Linked DNA regions of Homo sapiens: region 2 is linked to region 1. Evidence: read pairs that join two places in POLR2A ChIA-PET (ENCODE). Cell type or tissue: A673. All regions are shown on one strand. Links, peaks and the distances in the headings refer to the core of each region. The heading gives the core; the rest is flanking DNA.

What was found. ChIA-PET counts read pairs that join two places held together with the same protein. Peaks named below come from ENCODE experiments on the same cell type or tissue, not always from the same donor. Only the 100,000 strongest peaks of a DNase experiment are listed, where the experiment ranks them.
Region 2: POLR2A ChIA-PET joins it to region 1 with 15 read pairs; 2 of 35 experiments call an interaction of 5 or more read pairs at or near these places.

The regions. Positions count from the first base shown.
Region 1 is chr1:19,293,545-19,296,455 of GRCh38, reverse strand. All of the region lies in intron 1 of LOC124903867 (a long non-coding RNA gene), which reads right to left. It overlaps LOC100506730 (a long non-coding RNA gene), which reads left to right and starts at 720. Exons shown (of 1, transcript NR_037847.1): 1 at 720-2,911. In A673, for the core only: no CTCF peak of the experiment used is centred there; no DNase peak of the experiment used is centred there.
Region 2 is chr1:19,097,403-19,100,313 of GRCh38, reverse strand. It overlaps UBR4 (ubiquitin protein ligase E3 component n-recognin 4), which reads left to right. Exons shown (of 106, transcript NM_020765.3): 90 at 637-717. Among named protein-coding and RNA genes, the nearest start is that of UBR4, 110 kb to the left of the region's middle. In A673, for the core only: no CTCF peak of the experiment used is centred there; no DNase peak of the experiment used is centred there.

The DNA.
Region 1 (2,911 bases), core at 176-2,675:
GTTCAAGACCAGCCTGGCCAACACGTTGAAATGGTGTCTCTACTAAAAATACAAAAATTAGCTGGGTGTAGTGGCAGGCGTCTGTAATCCCAGCTACTCAGGAGGCTGAGGCAGGAGAATCTGTTGAACTTGGGAGGTGGAGGTTGCAGTGAGCCGAGATCACACCACTGCACTCCAGCCTGGGAAATAGGAGTGAACCTCCATCTCAAAAAAAAAAAAAAAAAAAAAAAAAAAAAAATCCATTTGCAAAATAGATTAGGGTGGGGCGGGGAGCTTCTTCCTGTACTATGTAAACATCGCACCTGTTTCAACCAATCTTTGAGCCCTATGTAAATCAGACACTGCCTCCTCATGCCTGTCCTTGTGCATGCTGCTGCAGGCTGGAAGACCCACTCAGGTGCCCCTCTCTCTGCAGGAGAGAGAGCTATTCTCTTTTTCTTTTGCCTATTAAACCTCTGCTCTTAACCTCACTTCACATGTGTTCGTGTCCTTGACTTCCTTGGCATGACGCAGTGAACCTTGGGTATTACCCCAGATGAACGACACTGCTTCATTCCTTGGCATGAGGCAATGATCCTTGGGTCTTACCCCAGATGAACGACACTGCTTCATTTTGGGGCCCCAGGTGGGATCAAGGTATCATCATCAGAACAGTGAGGACAGGAGTGGACCTCAACCATGTCCTTTCATTTCAAGGTTCTTGGCCTCCATTTTAAAATCAAATCAAATACTGGGCCCCCTTCAGCTATTTAAAAATGATTAGTGTGGCTGGCAGCCTTACAAGACTTGGGGGACAGGCTTGCTGGGGAGAACATTCTGAAGCAGTGGGAATTTTTACAGTTCAAGGAAGTAATCCTGTTAGGCAAGATCAGGAAATACCGTAGTAACTGAGGTAGAGCTCAAGGCAATGCCATTTTTGTGATTTTCTAGGAACAGTGGGTCTTCCCCTCCTCTCCCCATAGTGAGGTCTCTCTCTGCCCTTGGTCTGGAGAGCACATGGCATTTAAAGGTCAACGGCCCTACCCAGTGGCATAGGAATCCTCTCCATGAGGCACATTGTCAGCCCTTTGCCAAAACACTCTGGCTTCCCAATTCTCCTCCCTTTTTGCACCCCTCTGCTGGACACCAGGCTTTATGCTACTTCCATAAATGGGAAAACTCTGTCTTCAACAATAAGGAGGAAAATGTCCTCCAAAACCAAATTTTAGTCTCAATACTGTCCCATCAGCAGGAAAATAGCCATTTGGTTCCTATGTTTTTTTTAAGGCACCTATTCTGCTTGTAATTAAAATAGTACTTAAATAGTAAGGGTAATTTAAGTCCGGAAGTTAACTGGAACCATTCTCTAAGGGTACTTTAGCACGAGTCATAATAGCAGGATATAGAGCTCAAACCAGCACACTTCCTCCATTATGGAGGGAAATACAACAGTTGCCTAAATGCAACTGTTACATAGTCTCTCCCAAGATCCATTTTTCAGGGAGCCACACAGGTCACACAAGTCTTGGAAGTCAAAAGGAAATCATAAGTGCAGGACTAGAGTCACATGGGTAAGCATGACTAACCCCAATCACTTAGTTCCTCTGGTTCCATGGCTGGGGGTCACACCTGCAACCATGGGAGGCATGTTTAACAAGATGCTGGGACCCAGGAACCAAGGAGGGAAAACAGTAGGGGTGGCGCCCTCACTGTCTTCCCCTTCCCCTCCTCTGGAGTGCGTTCTGAAGCACTGGGACTCCTTTGACTCTGAGATTTGGAAGAAAAAACAGCTCATTTTCTTTTGCACAAGAGCATGGCCTTCTTACTAGACCTTTGCAAGCATTGCACAATGGACTCAGCTCTTTCAGCAGTCATATCAGACAGGCCCAAAGGGAATGATTCCCCAAAACTAGAGAAACAAACTCCCAGGAACCCCTCAAATGAAACTTCCAGATGCCCTGGCCCTTCCTCCCTCCCTTTCACATTGTCAGCTTCTCCAATTCTACCACCCAAACCCCCAGACTTTTCTATGGTATTTTTCCTTCCTTCATTCATGATTTAAAATGGCTCCTATCTCTTCTTCTATAATGTTCCTCCAAACTGGGAGAAGTTAATTTCCTCAAACCTTAAAATGCTTGGCTTAGGGTTGAGCTCGGGGAACAGAACCCAGAAGCCTGACATGCTGTCAAAAGGGTAAAAATTTTTATTTTTATTTTTATTTATTTATTTTTTTTGAGACAGAGTCTCGCTCTGTTGTCCAGGCTGGAATGCAGTGGTGCAATCTCAACTCACTGCAGCCTCTGCCTCCCTGGTTCAAGTGATTCTCCTGCCTCAGCCTCCTGAGTAGCTGGGACTACAGGCACGTGCCACCACACCCAGCTTGCTCCATCAACACTGAATATTAGTGATTGAGTTGTTGCCACTACTGGCACTCAGAAAATTATCCAGCTGTGGTGGTGTGCACCTGTAGTCCCAGCTACTCCAGAGGCTGAAGTAGGAGGATCTCTTGAGCTCAGGAGGAGGTCAAGGCTGCAGTGAGCCAAGACCATGCCACTGCACTACAGCCTGGGTGACAGAGCAAGACCCTGTCCCCCACCCCCCCCCCCAAAAAAAAACAAACAACAACAACAAAGAAATATATTGAAATAACTGGTATCTTCAATACAATGTTGAATAAGAGTGGACATCATTGGTTCCCAATCTTAGGGCAAAACTTTCTGATTTCATCATTAAGTATATTAGCTGTAGGTGTTTTGTGTATGCCCTTTAAAAATTATTTTATTTTTTGTAGAGAAGGGTCTTGCTATGTTGCCCACACTGGTCTTGAACTCCTAGGCTCAAGCAATCCGCCCATCTTGTCCTCCCAAAGTCTGGGATTATAGGCATGAGCTACTGCTCCTGGCCTATGGATGCCCTTTATCAGTTTCAGGAA
Region 2 (2,911 bases), core at 1-2,500, 200 kb after region 1:
AATCCAGGTGCTTCTTCCTAGTAGCTGATTAACTTGGGGCAGGTGGCCTTCAGTTTCTCCACTCTGTAAGTTGGGGTTAATGATTCCCACCTTTCTACCTCACCTAGTGCTAAGGTTAATAACCTGTAAAGGGCTCTGCCCAGTGCCTGGCAGGAAGTAAGCATATTGTTAATGGCTGTTGGTTGTAGTGGTGGTGGGTATTTATTATCGTTATTGCCTCTGGCAGAGACTTCTCGGTGAGTCTGAGTTACCTGAGCCCCCTAAATATTGGCGTTTTACCCCCTGTGCAGGTTTATGTCCCCGTGTCAGTTACTTTCTGGCAGACCGTTGAGGGTCTGACATTTTTACATAGTGAAAAGCCTTTTCTGGTGCTGAGCCTGCAGGAGAAGGTCCCCGGTGGGTGTGTCTAAGCTGGAGCCTGTGTGTGGGTTAGGGACGTTAGCAGCCCCTGAAATTGTGCACAAAATTCTGTGTGTTTTTCATACGTGCGGATTTTTTAAGAGTGGGAGAGTTGATAGGTCCATGACATATAAAAATTGTGAATTATCAACCATTGCCGTAAGGTGCCCTTTGCTCTTGGATTTTACTTGTCTTACAATTATTTGGAACAACAGCTTCACCTGCTTTTCTGTTCAGCTTCTAGTGAACAATAAAATCATTAGTTTGGACCTTCCTGTGGCTGAAGTTTACAAGAAAGTCTGGTGTACCACGAATGAGGTATGTGCCTGCTTTCTCGTTTGGAGGTGTGGTTTCACTTTTCTGACTTATGCAGACTTGTACCAGCAGGAGCCATTGTTCATCATCACTTACCTGGCTTGTAGCAGCTCTCTAAGGCTTTACTGTCCCTGTTTGGGGTTGTGTGGAGAAAACCAATCTTGTTTTCCTTTGGAGGCATCTGACTAATGGAGGGACATTTAATGACCTTCATGAAGCTTCAGGAAAGCAAAAGCATTTTGCTGGGCTGTGCAAGTTGTCAAACCCCAAGAACTGAAAGCCAGGGGGTGTCGAAGGAGGCTCTGTGCTGGGAATGCTTGCTGTCTTGTTCCCTTCAGTATGGACACCTCTCAGCTGAGATTAGTTCTCAGCTTTTATGGGCCTGCTCGCTTAGTAGAACATTTTTCCAGTAGCTGTGTCAAGGAGCATCATTTCTGTTTTACTAGTTGGGGAATGGAGGCTCAAACAGGCAGTTATTCTTGAGGAGGGGAAAAGGGAAATGAAGGAAGTCCAGCGCTCTGGGCCTTTTGGCCACCACGAGTGATGCTGTTTGTCCACTTATGGAAGTATTAGATGGTCCCCTTCACCTTTCCCTCCTTTCTTACTCTCTGTTCCTTCCATTCCTCTCTTCCTGTTTCTTTTTCTTCCCCTCCATTTCTCTCTCCCCCTGCCATTTCTTCCCTTCTCTTGTTTCTATTGGGAGGAGAGGTCTTTAGCACATGAATCAGATAAGTAACTTAATTACAGCAAACTAGTGTAGCAGGGATGCACAGCAAACTTTTCTAGACTTGGTCCCAAATACTTCTGTAGAGTTTGAGAAACTAAATTGGCAGTATACTATTTGTAGATTTTGATCTTCAATTTGTTACATATTTCCGCCTCTCTCCTTTCTTTTCTCCCACTGGGCTGGGAATCCTGCTTACTGTTGACTGTTGGTCTACTGCCAGTGGGGTCGTTGTTGCACTGTTGGCTGAGGGACAGGCAGAGAACTGTCCCAGCCAGTACCTCTTGTTACAGACATTGTAGCATCAAAACAGAACAATACAGATTTAATCCCTGATGCATATAAAAAATTAAGACCAAGCTTCTGTGGGCACTCTGGTAAATGGTGGTAGTGAACCCACAGAATGCACCAGGGTATCTCCCTTGAATGGTGAAGCAAGATAGAAGTTGAGAATCATTTGCCCCTCACATTGATGTGCTTAATCCAGTTAGAAGGTTTTCTGGCAAAGTTCTGAGTTTGTGATAGCCTATGTTCTGGGACTTCAGCTTCCCTTCTCTACCTTGCCCTCCATTTCCCTGATAAGCAGCCTACCTCTGTAGCTACTGACTAGAACTAGAACCTGCTCTGTGTTCAGTGTCTGTGGTGGTTCTCTCTGAGGAATTCTCACTGGGCTTCTATAGCCGGAAACACTTCTGCAACTGGCCTTTCTGGCAGGTTGTCTTCCTCCAGGGTGTCCTGTCCTGAAGCTCAGCATAGACTTGGAGGCAGGCTGCTTGAATTAGCGTGCTACCAAATCCCCCACTGGATTTCATCAGTGGTTACTTTGAGCTCCAATTTCTAGTCTGCAAAATGAGAATAATATTAATATATGTGCTCAGTGCCAGACATACAGGGAACTTTCCTTATTCTCCAATTTAGTGAAGTTGCTGTAATTTTGTCATTTATAAAAGACTTGATTCTTATCATTCTAGTCAGATTGTGGGTTTAGCTTAAAGAATTGTGGATGAACCCCCTCCTTGTATGGTTATATAAAGACGTCTGAATCTCTGTAGGTAAAGATTGATGTACTCTCTTTTCCTGTTTTGATTCCCGAGGCTTGAGTCAAAGCTCTTTGATTTAAATGGCCTTGTTTGTCCTGGGTAGTAGTCCCTATTGATTGGAGACAGTTTCTACTCCTGAGGAAGGTCCAGGCTTGGAATTAGACCTCCGCTTATAGCTTGGTAACCTTGAACAAGCTGTGTAACCTTATGTAAAAGGATCATAGAAAGTACTTAATTAGCATAGGACCTGGCACAGAGTAAAACATTCAATAAATATTTGTTAGATTATTACATAGTGTTCTAATGAAATTGAAGGAGATAGTGTCTTTAAAATGTTTCATACAATGTCTAGCTTCTAGTAGACACAAAATAAAATTAGCATTCTTTCCCCTAAGTGAATTGCTGTGCATTTGGATTCTAGATGTTGTGGTTG